2 separate regions of the Homo sapiens genome follow, and region 2 is linked to region 1. Evidence: read pairs that join two places in POLR2A ChIA-PET (ENCODE). Cell type or tissue: PC-9. All regions are shown on one strand. Links, peaks and the distances in the headings refer to the core of each region. The heading gives the core; the rest is flanking DNA.

Evidence for each region. Peaks named below come from ENCODE experiments on the same cell type or tissue, not always from the same donor. Only the 100,000 strongest peaks of a DNase experiment are listed, where the experiment ranks them.
Region 2: POLR2A ChIA-PET joins it to region 1 with 16 read pairs; 3 of 35 experiments call an interaction of 5 or more read pairs at or near these places.

What each region holds. Positions count from the first base shown.
Region 1 is chr4:38,320,403-38,326,792 of GRCh38, reverse strand. No RefSeq gene overlaps it. Among named protein-coding and RNA genes, the nearest start is that of LINC02513, 43 kb to the left of the region's middle. In PC-9, for the core only: no CTCF peak of the experiment used is centred there; a DNase peak (open chromatin) is centred at 3,542.
Region 2 is chr4:38,787,900-38,794,289 of GRCh38, reverse strand. It overlaps a transcript of TLR1 not described here. Among named protein-coding and RNA genes, the nearest start is that of TLR10, 8.1 kb to the right of the region's middle. RefSeq lists a cis regulatory region at 6,236 and an enhancer at 6,152-6,321. In PC-9, for the core only: no CTCF peak of the experiment used is centred there; no DNase peak of the experiment used is centred there.

The DNA.
Region 1 (6,390 bases), core at 424-5,423:
GCTCCCAAGAAACACATAAACTTGGACACAGGTAGAACTGGGTTTGCCTTTTGGCTTTTCCACCTACTTGCTGTGTGACTTTGGGCTACTTACCAAACCTCTCTGAGCCGCAACCTCCTCATGTTACAATGAAACACGAGATAATACTGATCCCTTAATGTTGTTGCTATACTTAAACAAGAAAATGTCAGTCAAGGGCTGAACAGAGTGCCTGACACCTTATAAGTACTTAAGAAATGAAACCTGAACTTCATCTTTTACTATTTCCAACCCTCACCCAGGCTTGACTCTGATCCCTGTGCTAATTACCGCCAGCATGGATGGTTTTCTTTCCCAGAGCTGTGCCTTTTGCTCAGTAGGTTTCTATCTAAAGAGCTCCATCAATCCTTTCGGTCTTTCCTTATCTCCTGCAAACTTTGAGGGCAGCTTTAGGCCCTCTTTGACTGCAAGCCCTGGGTGATCTCTCTCCCTCTCCTCTGAACAGCACCAGCATTTGATGTCCAACCACTCATTAACATTTACTGCCTTGTATTGGTATTTAATGTTGAGGTGCATGTGTTGACTTGCCAGCCGTACAGCATACTCTGCAACGGTGTGGATCATGGCTTTTCCACCTTTACATCTCCTCAGCCCTTAACTCAATGCTATGTTCAGAACTCAATGAATACTTGCTGAACAAGTAAACCAAATCCAATTATTCAGAACCCCCCTAGCTAATTTATTTTTCAGAATCCTTTTTGAACCTGTGTGTCTATTGCCTTTTTATGTTCCTCAGAGTTCAAAGCACCTTGATGATGTCGCCTTCCTGTAATATCATGAGGTGCTCAGTTAACTTTGCACAGCAACAAACCTAGTTCAGCCAGCACAGATTGCTTTGCTGGCCTTGGTCAGTCATTGGGCACACAGGGAAAAGGTGAGGGAGGACCCAACTTAGAAGAAATCCATTCCTCCAACCAAGAAAACAATTAACAAAATATTTTGAGTGGTAAGTCGATATCACTATTTGAAATTTGGGAGTACATTTTATTTGTCTTTTGAAAGAGGTGAGAGGTGAAGCCAGCTGGACTTTCTGGGTCAAGTGAGGACTTGGAGAACTTTTCTGTCTACCTAAAGGATTGTAAATGCACCAATAAGCACTCTGTAAAAATGCACCAATCAGCGCTCTGTGTCTAGCTAAAGAATTGTAAACGCACCAATCAGCACTCTGTAAAATGGACCAATCAGCACCCTGTAAAGTGGACCAATCAGCAGGATGTGGGTGGGGACAAATAATGGAATAAAAGCTGGCCCCCCCCAGCCAGCAGTGGCAACCTGCTTGGGTCCCCTTCTGAGAGGTGACAGTGTGCTGGCAGCCCTCGCTTACTCTCGGCTCCTCCTTGGCCTCGGTGCCCACTCTGGCCATGCTTGAGGAGCCCTTCAGCCCTGCGCTGCACTATTGGAGCTCCTCTCTGGGCTGGCCGAGGTCGGAGGCGGCTCCCTCTGTTTGCAGGGAGGTGTGGAGGGAGAGGCACGGGCGGGAACCGAGGCTGCGCGCGGCACTCATGGGCGAGTTCCAGGTGGGCATGGGCTCAGTGGCCCTGCACTCGGAGCGGCTGGCCGGTGCCACCGGCCCCAGGTGGTGAGGGGCTTAGCACCTGGGCCAGTAGCTGTGGAGGGTGCGCTGGGTTCCCCAGCAGTGCCGGCCCACTGGCGTTGTACTTGAATTCTTGCTGGGCCTCAGCTGCCTCCTTGTGGGGCAGGGCTCGGGACCTGCAGCCTGCCATACCCAAGCCTCCCCCCACCACTGTGGGCTCCTGCACGGCCCAAGCCTGCCCAACAAGCACCACCCCCTGCTCCGCAGCACCTGGTCGCATCAACCGCCCAAGGGCTGAGGAGTGCGGGCGCATGGCACAGGACTGGCAGGCTCCGCCTGCGGCCCTGGTGCAGGATCCACTAGGTGAAGCCAGCTGGGCTCCTGAGTCTAGTGGGGACTTGGAGAACCTTTATGTCTAGCAAAGGGCTTGTAGATACACCAATCAGCACTTTGTGTCTAGCTCAAGGTTTGTAAATGCAGCAATCAGCACTCTGTATCTAGCCAATCTGGTGGGGACTTGGAGAACCTTTATGTGTAGCTAAGGGATTGTAAATACACCAATCAGCACTCTGTGTCTAGCTCAAGATTTGTAAATGAACCAATCAGCACTCTGTGTCTAGCTCAAGGTTTGTGAATGCACCAATCAGCACTCTGTATCTGGCTAATCTGGTGAGGACTTGGAGAACCTTTATGTCTAGCTAAGGGATTGTAAATACACCAATCAGTACTCTGTGTCTAACTCAAGGTTTGTAAACGCACCAATCAGCTCTCTGTAAAACAGACCAATCAGTTCTCTGTAAAATGGACCAATCAGCAGGATGTGGGTGGGGCCAGATAAGGGAATAAAAGCAGGTTGCTCCAGCCAGCAGTGGCAACAGGCTCGGGTCCCCTTCCACACTGTGGAAGCTTTGTTCTTTCACTCTTTGTGATAAATCTTGCTGCTGCTCACTCTTTGCATCTGCACTGCCTTTATGAGCTGTAACACTCACTGTGAAGGTCTGCAGCTTCACTCCTGAAGCCAGAAAGACCACAAACCCACCAGAAGGAAGAAACTCCAAACATGTCGGAACATCAGAAGGAACAAACTTCGGACACGTCACCTTTAAGAACTGTAACACTCACCGTGAGATTCCATGGCTTCATTCTTGAAGTCAGTGAGACCAAGAACCCACCAATTCCGGACACACTTCCATGGTGTGGAAGTTTTGTTCTTTCACTGTTCATAATTAAATCTTGCTGCTGCTCAGTCTTTGGGTCCACGCTACCTGTATGAGCTGTAAAACTCACCGCGAGGCTTTGCAACTTCATTCCTGAAGTCAGCGAGACCATGAACCCACCAGGGAGGAACAAACAACTCCGGATGCACCACCTTTAAGAGCTGTAACACTCACCATGAGGTCCTTGGCTTCATTCCTGAAGTCAGCGAGACCAAGAACCCACCAGAAGGAACCAACTCTGGACACAGAGGAGCATTGTAATGGTGACCTAACACTATCATTTTGCGGATGAGAATGCGTTTAATTTGTCTTTTTAAACAGCTATGTTGGACTTATTTTATATGCATGTGCTTAATTTGCATGCTGCCCCCCAGGCGATGCAATACCTCGAAGAAATGAACAGAACAGCAGTAAGCACTGATCTGGTAAACTCTACAGGGTGCTTCCTTAGGAAAGGAAGTACTGCCTTCCTCCAAGCAGGCTACGAAGGTCTAGAACTGTGAAGTCACCCTAGCTATATAGTGGGTTGAGAAATACTACAAAAGGAAATTCTAGCACTTTCATTATTGCTTTTCAGTAGGTAAATTAAGATTCACTTGGGAATGCTTATAAAAAACATGCATCTCCTGGTTTCTAATCTCACCCCATCCTCTGTGATTTGGTGAGTCTGACCAAAGCCACCAGCTATTTTGATGCAGGAGGTGGTGCACTGACTATTCTTTGAGAAACACTGCTTTGGAAGAAGGAGATGTGCCATGCCATTCTCAGAGTAGCCATCATCCCTTTCCCTCTTACAATCTTTTACTTTAGATGTGGCAACAGTAAAGTCATAATGAATTCATGATCTGTGTTCCGGGGTAGACAGAGCAATAACTTCAGTGTCATTTTGGAGTAGAGATCCTCTGATCCTGGAGAAGTGGGTGGCTGGTTCTGCTAAGAGAGCTTGCATTAAAGGGTAGGTCAAAATTTTGCTTGTTTTTTTTTTTTTTTTTTTTTTTTTCGGGGAATGGGACGGGCCCTGGAAGGGTTCCCAGACTGTGGAAGAGAGGAGAAGCACATTGGCCACCAGCTGTTCTGGAAGAGTGACTCATCCGCCTATGTGGCATCAACAGAGGGTGGTGGAATCACTCCCTTGACCATGGGGGGCGATGGGGAGGTGGTGGGTGTGGTTAGAGAGTGCAGAGCACTGTGAGGAGTGGTGCATTCCAGAGGGGAACCAGACCCCCTGCAAGGGTGCCAATCTGTGCCCTCAGTCTCCTTGGCAGCTGATGAAGGAGGGAGAGGGAGGGGGCAAAGGAACAACTTCATCAAGACCACAGAGGCACTATTTAGTCATTGGTACTAAAAGTCTTGTGTCCGCTATCCTTGGACTCACCCTTGCCTCCTTTTCCTCACCTCTAAACCCAGTTGCTAAATCTGGTCAATTCTACCACTTCGATGTCTAGTAGCTATTCCCTTTGTCTCTCTTCCCTTTCCCCCATGACCTATCATGTACCTTCCCCTATCTCCATATTCCCACCACAATGACTTGAGCTCAAGGCCCTATCATTTTTCGTTTGGACCTAGTAGGCACTTCACTTTCATTGTTCTGCTGCTTATCTTCCTCTGTCCACTGCGTCCTTCATCCAGCCACCAATGCGTTCTCTCCAAAATTCAAATCTAAGCATATGATTATCTTAAAATCCACAGCTTGCCATGACTCTGTGGTTCTTAAACCCTAGTGTGCATCAGAATCACCTAGAGGGCTTCTTAAATCCCAGAATACCAGGCCTCATCTAGAATGCTCTTCCCTCTTCCACAGTTCCCTCTTTCTCCTGCTGAATTCCTCAGTCAAGCCTTCTCTATTTCATCCACCTCCACCTCCACCATCATCATCACCATTATCATCACCAACACATATTGAGTGATTACTGGCTCCATCCCACCGAATCCTCAAAAAAAAAAAAAAAAACCATGGCAATAGGGAACATGATTCTCCCTATAGCATATAGATAATAAAACTGGGGCTCAGCTAGGTCTAGAAACTTGCCCAGAGTCACATAGCTAGTAAATGGTGGAGCCAGGATTCAATCCTGGCAGGCTGACTCCAGTATTGAGGCTCCTAGCCCCTGAACCTACTGCCTCATCCAAGCAGAGCCTTCCTTCCTCAAAACACTCCTCCCTGTCATTTACATATGGAAACACACATACCCTAGAATGTGATGTCTCCCTTACCAGAGTGAGTTATTCAAGGGTGGGTCTTTCTTTCTTTCTTTCTTTTTGAGAATCTGGCTCTGTCGCCCAGGCTGGAGTGCAGTGGCATGATCTCAGCTCACTGCCACCTCCATCTCATGGGTTCAACCGATTCTCATGCCTCAGCCTCTGGAGTAACTGGGATTACAGGTGTGCGCCACCATACCCGGCTAATTTTTGTATTTTTGTAGAGACAGGGTTTCGGCTTGTTGGCCAGGCTGGTCTCAAACTCCTGATCTCAAGTGATGCTCCCCCACCTGCCCGCCACGGCCTCCCAAAGTGTTGGGATTACAGGCGTAAGCCACAATGCCCAGCCTCAAGGGCGGGTCTTTATCTTTATTTCCTATGCCTAGCACCTAGAGGGTACTAATCAATGTTAATTGTTAATTACTTGTGCTAGAGTGTTTGCAAATAAAAGGTAAATTTTCTGATGGGTTCTTGGGCCATACGAAGTGAGAACTGTACCAGAAGATTGTAAGTTCCTTATATAGATATCATTTTATATTGCAGATACATAGATACCTCTATGATGATATATACCAATGATACACAGGTATCATCTTATATTAGGGGAAATCCCGTGAGGGGTGGCGATCCAAAGATTATTGCCATCTCTCTTAGTGGGTCCACATCTTATCCATTTCCATCTCAGCTACTCTGAATACTTCTCTAACTTATTCAGAGTGAAGGGAGTTTTTACCCCAGAGCAGAATGAAAGCAGAGATGCCTAAATGGTAGTTTTACAGGAAGCTTTGGTTAACGTCTTTTCTACTGGTCTAGAAAAATACCCTAGGAAGTCACCATTTTAAACAAACAAACAAAAAAAATCACAGGAACAGGTGCATTAGAATACAAATCTCATGTGTATTTGGAACCAAGACCAACGTTTTCTGTACATAACCACCATCAAAAAAAGAATATCAGTTGTCTTCTATATCCAAATCCAAAGTGCAGGCAAACATCAGCTTTTGGTTCTTCTCTGTTTTCCTTTGAATGACACTATTGCCAGCCAGCCCTCGGGGTTCTCCACTGCTGCAGTTTTGAAACTTTTCTTTCCCAGGTTAAGAAACTAAAGTTGTAATGGAGAAAGAAATGGGAGAAAGCTACATCCCAGAGCAGAGGTGACCTGCCAGCACTCTAAAGTTATTCTAGACCTAGTACAGGCTCAAGCTTAGGACATTTGTTTCTTTTCCACCTGACTTCAAGGAGCTTGTCAAAGCGCAGCCTAAGTTAACAGGCTCTGTCAATGTGAGTACCAGAAGCCAGGCCGCCACCTGCGCTGTTCCAGAAGCCAGGGATACAATGAAAAAACACAAACGTTTCTCCCCATTTTGCTGTATACATTCCAATTCTTTCGCTAGGGACTGT
Region 2 (6,390 bases), core at 714-5,713, 470 kb before region 1:
TGTTCTGTAATGGAATTGCAAAAATTGTAAGAACTGGATTTTCCCATTTTCTCTAGGATGATTGCACTTTCTGTATTGAACTTCAAGATTTCATAACCAAGTTTCAACTACTCAGCAAGCAGTTATGTATTCGTTTTCAAGGTCTATTTTAACAAAGTCTATTTTAACAAGCTGGGTGGCCTAAACAACTGAAATTTATTCCCATAGTTCTGGAGGCTGAAAGTCCAAAATCAAGGTGTTGGCAGGGTTGGCTGCTTTTGAGAGGAGAGAGGGAAGGATCCATTTCTACTGTGGACAACCCAGTCTCTTTTCTTAACTCATAGATGGCTGTCTTTTCTCTGTCTCTTCACATCGTCTTCCCTCTATGCCTGTCTGTCTCTGTGTCCAAAATTCTTTTTTTTTTTTAATAAGGACACCAATTACATTGGATTAGGGCCCACTCTAATGACCTCATTTTAACTAAGTACATCTCCCAACAACCTTATTTCCAAGGAAGGGGTAATTCTGAGGTTCTGGGGTTCAGGACTTCAACATATGAATTTTCGGAGACACAATTCAACTTGTTACACCCTGTAAATCCGAAAAAGAATTCCCTGAAAGGAACCTAAAGTCACTTAGAGTTTATTTAATAAACTCAAAATTTTTAGACGTTAGATCAGTCCTATACATAAATAGCTGATCTCATAAGTGGTTTTAAGGATGCTGGCGGGAGGTTGAAATTGTATTGGTGGAGTCTCCTGCCAAAGAATTCAAAGTTGGAAGATGAAGAATTCAGGCCAAAGTATGATAAATATCAATGAAAATAAGAGAGATTTCACAGATAAATGAGAGGAAGTATTACAGAATGGGTAAATATGCAAGCCCTTAATCAAGTCTGGGTTTCAATTCTAGCTCCGTCATGTATTTGCAGATGATCTTGGACAAGTTACTTAAACTTTCTAAGCATAGATTTCATTATTTGTAAAATATAGTCTTAGAGTAGCTAGCCAAGACCTTTAGATTTCCAAGTATAAATTAAAAGACTGGTCAAATATGTCTCCCAAACTACAGTTTTCACATAGCGAGCTTTCCAAGTGGTACTGTTGAAGCCCTTTCCCTAGGACCTAGGTCAGAGGGAGCACACCCCACCCATCCTTCTTGAGGGTAAATGAAACTCATAATATACCAAAACCTCTCTCCAAAATGCTCTTCTAATGTATAACTCCTCTCAGTCTCTCCAATCCCCTTTATTGGCTAGAGATGGGTAGTTAGCAAAGGTCACAAAACCAGTTATCTAGTCTCACACCTCACTCGGGGGACCTCCACCAAAATTGAGACTAACCTAGTTCCATTTTATCAGCCTGCTATACTAGCGAGACTGCAGTGGGATGGGCATTTCATATGGCAATAATAGGAGGGCAAAGTAATTTGGAGATATATATATATATATATATATAATTTGAAAATACTCATGCTCTTTGATCTGTCAGTTCCACTTTTAGGAATTTATCCTAAGGAAATAAGTTGAAATGTGAACAAATATTTATTTATAAGTATGTTAACTGTGAGGTTATTAGCAGCCATGGAAAATTGGAGACATTCCAAATTTCTAACAATGGGGGAATGTGTTTAATGACATATTGTACAACCATTTAATATAATGTATAGGATTAAGATGGTAATTTTTATGTTATGTCTTTTTCACTACAATTTTTAAAAAAATGTATAGGGCCTGGTGTGGTGGCACAGTTTCTGTAATCCCAGCAACTCAGGAGACTGAGGCAGGAGGATCGCTTGAGCCCAGGCATTCGAGGCTGCAGTGAGCTATGCTTATATTACAATATAAATAAAAAGCATAGGATACAAAAGTATATGTACACTATGATTTCAACTAGGTTAAAATATGCATAGAAAATGGTCTAGATGAAATATGAAAAAATTATCACTGCTTGCCTACAACTGGTGTTTGTTTTTGTTTTTATACTTTTCTGTACTTGAAAAATTTACAACAAACAAATAAGGAAATGGGGCTTAGGAGACCAAAAATAGGTCTCTCCAGTGGAACAATAGAGAATAAATAAAGGTTATAAAGCTGGGCTTTGTAAACCGGCATGCTGGGATTAAATCCTGGCTCAATTTCTCTGTAGAAGAGAAAAGAGAGGGCACAAATCCTCTGTCCATAGATGAATTCCTTCACCCTTCCTAGCCTCCTTTTTCTCATCTATAAAATGGGCATAATACTGGTACCTCTCTCATATGGTTGTTTTAGAAATCGGTGGTACAATGTGTGTAACTGACTTATCTCAGGGTCATGGCTATTCACTCTAGAGGTGGCAGACACAGTGGGGAAGAGAAGCATCTCGGACCTCCACCTGAATTTTGCTTCTTCCACCTTCTTCTAGTGACTTTGGGTGGTTATGTACTCCTTCTCTGCTTTATTACTGTGGAGACGTAAAATGAGAGTAATGGAAATACCTGTCTCATACTATTGTTACGAGGATTAAGTGAGTTAATACATATAATGTCTATAGAACAGTTCCTGGCATTAAGCAAAAGCTCAATAAATGTTAGAGTTATTATTATGTCATTATCATCATTCTTCTTGTCCTTATTATACCAACAAATATGGAACTGGAGCTGAAGTGCTGATCATGTTTCATCTAGATTATCCTGGGCTTTCTAAGATGAAATAAAATCAGAAAAGAGACAAAAGTTACAGAAAAACTGGGAACAGCTCCATGTTAAACAAGCGAATGAACAAATGAGGCAAACAAAACAACTAAAAATGGCAAATGGGGAAATAAGAAATTGGGAAGTAAACTGTTAGCAAATATCATAGATAAAATTCATGTATATCAAGAACTAATAGAATAAAATAGAAAAGCACTAAGATCTCCATTGATATGTGGGCAATAAGCATGGTCAGCCCAAAACAGGATCCAGTTAGAAAATGAATTTATGAAAAATTTCAACCTCATTAATGCAGCCCAAGTGTCCCCAAGATTTCTCATTTTTTGGGTTACCACTTCCTTTTCATTTTAAGTAAAATGACTCAAGTCCCCAACCCCTGTGTTTACAGGAAAACAGTTCCTCCTGAGGATTTCAGAGAAGAGCTGGACTTCCTGGCTGACTCTCACATTCTCTTCTTCTGAACTGCTTCTTCTGGTAGCTCCCTGTCACTTTGGACAAGCTCGCACTGCCCTCCTTGGCTGTTCTGGAACTGTGTGATGGACTTCATCCTACTAGGACACAGTTGCTTCTTGAATTCCCCAGATAAACACCCACCCGTGTGAATGACAAGCCATAATAAAAATTAATTGTCAAAATTAATCAACAAGGTCCCAAACAAGATTGAGAGCCAGGGGACAGAAGTGCCACCGGTAATTATATAGTCACAGGCAGACCTATGAGGATGTTCATCTTTCCTCTAAGACAACTTGAAGTTACAGACGTTTCTTAGAACTTAAAAAGTTTGATAGCCCCTTACCCAAAGAAATAGAAGCATTGGAAAATATGTTAAAGAAATTTCTATGAAATTAGAACAAAATGACTTATTTTGCAAGAGAAAAAATAAGTAAAAGCCTAACTCTGAGAAGTCCACATCCATCTAATAGGTGTTCCAGAATCAGAAAAAGAGATGAGGTGAAGACATTATCAAAAAAAATAATAATAATAAGACGGAGAAATCCCACTGAAGGACATGAATCTCCTAAAAGTACCCAGCAAAACGAACAGTTCAAAGACCCAAACCAAGGCACTTTCTCTTGAAATTTTAGACCATCAGGAACAACAATAGTAAAAGCTTCCAGAGAGAGAGAAAGAAAAAAGAAACCAGGTTACATACAAAGAATCAGAAATCAGAATAACCATGCATCTCTCAGTACAATGCTAGAAGCTAGAACTTACAGAACAATACCTTCAAAATTGTATAGAAAAATCATTTGCAACATATAACTTTATATCCAGCCAAACAGTCAATCAAATATGAGGCATGACATGTAAGTTCTCCCTCCAAATTAACCATCAATGCATTCTTTCGGGAAACTACTGGATGATGAATTCCACTATAACAGATAAAAACCAAGAAAGGAGATGCTGTGCATCCCAAGAAACGAGAGATCTAATACAGCAGAGAGGAGCAACAGCTTTCCAGGATAGCAACAACTCAAAGTCAGAGGATGTCAGCTCTGCAGAAATCCAATGCATGCTGGAGCAAAATGACAGACAGTAATTTGAGAGAGGTGATTGTTTATTTGATAGATTTCATTATATTACATTTTTTGACTTGAGAGCTATTTGGGAATGTGAGGAAAATTATCATAGAAGCATTGAAAACTAACAAAATAAAATACAAGGCAATTATTAACTACAAGAAAACCAAAAAGCATAATCATAGACTGTAATCATAGTGTATAATGTAGCTTTTAGTGAGGCCCAACATTACATAGATCATAATAATGTAAACACTGAACATCAATTTAACCAAAAGTAAGAGTTCATATATAAATCTCTGCCAAAATATTGCTCTTTTAAAAAGTAAACCATTGAGGCCTGATGCAGTGGCTCATGCCTGTATTCCCAGCACTTTGGGAGGCCGAGGCAGGTGGATCACCCGAGGTCAAGAGTTCAAGACCAACCTGGGTAACATGGTGAAACCCCGGCTCTACTAAAAATACAAAAATTAGCCGGGCATGGTTGTGCGTGCCTGTAATCTCAGCTACTTGGGAGGCTGAAACATGAGAATCACTTGAACCTGGAAGGCGATCACATCGTTGCACTCTAGCCTGAGCGGCAGAGCTAGACTCCAGCTCAACAAAAAAAAAAGAAAAGAAAAAGAAAAAAAAAGTAAACCATTGAGTTAGATAAATGCTTTCTTTTTAAATCAGATATAAATGATACCAGCTGCTGTAGTGTGCTGGTAAATGTTTAACAACAGATTCGCAGAAAAACAAAATGCTTTGACAAATTATTAACATTTTCTTCATTACTTTTGTAAGTCTAGAAAATTAACAAAACAATAACTAAAGTCCTAATTTATAGTGTTTGCCAATTTTATGGTGTAAATACTCCTACCATGGTTGATTTCAAGGTACCAACATGACATCGCTGAAGGTGGAGTTGGAAAGAAAAGTGCAGTATACCATTCATTGTAAAGTGTTTCCACCATAACAGATACAGTAGACAAAAATAACTCCCAGAACATAATGATGGTAAATATACAGTCAAATAATTAGGAAGTGATGAGTTCTGAGTATTTACTACTTTTGTTTTAAATATAGCTTTATTTATTTATTTATTTATTTTAGAGATAGAGTCTTGCTGTGCCACTTGTGCTGGAGTGCAGTGGCACAATCATAGCTCACTGTAACATCAAACTCCTCAGCTCCAGAGATCCTCTTGCCTCAGCCTCCCGAGTAGCTAGGAATATGGGCATGCCACTACACCTGGCTCATTTAAAAATTTTTTTGTAGAGACGGGGTCTTGCTATGTTGCCCAGGCTGGCCTTGAACTCCTGGCTTCAAAGGATCCTCCTGCCTTGGCCTCCCAAAGTACTGGGATTACACACGAGTCACTGCACTTGGCCCTAAATATAGTTTATTTAAATGCAGGTATATATGATTTCATTTTTAATAATGATTATTTTTAACAACTGGCTCACAAAATTCTTGAAAATTAAAAATTGGCTCTTATGAGCTGGTATAAGCTGGCTCTAGCAGAGCCCTGGACGTATTGAAATATATCTTAGTAAGCATGATTCAGTGTATAATTGTTCATATTCAGTGCAAGCAACAATGGCATGTGGCTTGGATGCAAACAAGGAAATCCAGGGGAATTCCTCAAGCTGACATGTCTTTTTGGATATTTGTTATATGATTAAGTCTTGGAATTCTGCCTAAGAGCAATGCTAAGCAACTAATTAATAAAGTTATAATAATACCTAGACCAGGATGAGAAATCCAGGCTTTCCTCTTTTTGTCTGTACTCTTTTCTCTTTACCGCTCCCTTGTTTAGCCTTGTATTTTATTTTCTCCCTTCCTTTTCTCTCCATTTCTCTCTTGTTCTTTGCCTTCCATCCTAATTTTCTCTATTTGTGTTTCCCTTGTTCTTTCTCTTTTTTGCTTTTCCCTTTTGATCCTCTCCTCCCAGTGCTTTTCTCTTCCATTTCTCTCTTTCCTCTTTAATTTTTCTTTCATATTTATTTGTCCTCCTTTTCTTCCCCATGTCACTTCTAATAGATACACATATTCCTTCTCTGCCCCTAAAGCCTTTGGGATAATTTCTGAGGACGTGGGTTCTAAGTGATGGCTCTTACAACAGGACCATTCCCAGAGTGAGCAGGGTCAGTTGAGAGGGGAAGTGGGAGCGGGAGTCAGGGGTAGCACATGGGAAAATGAGAGATGAGAAATGTCA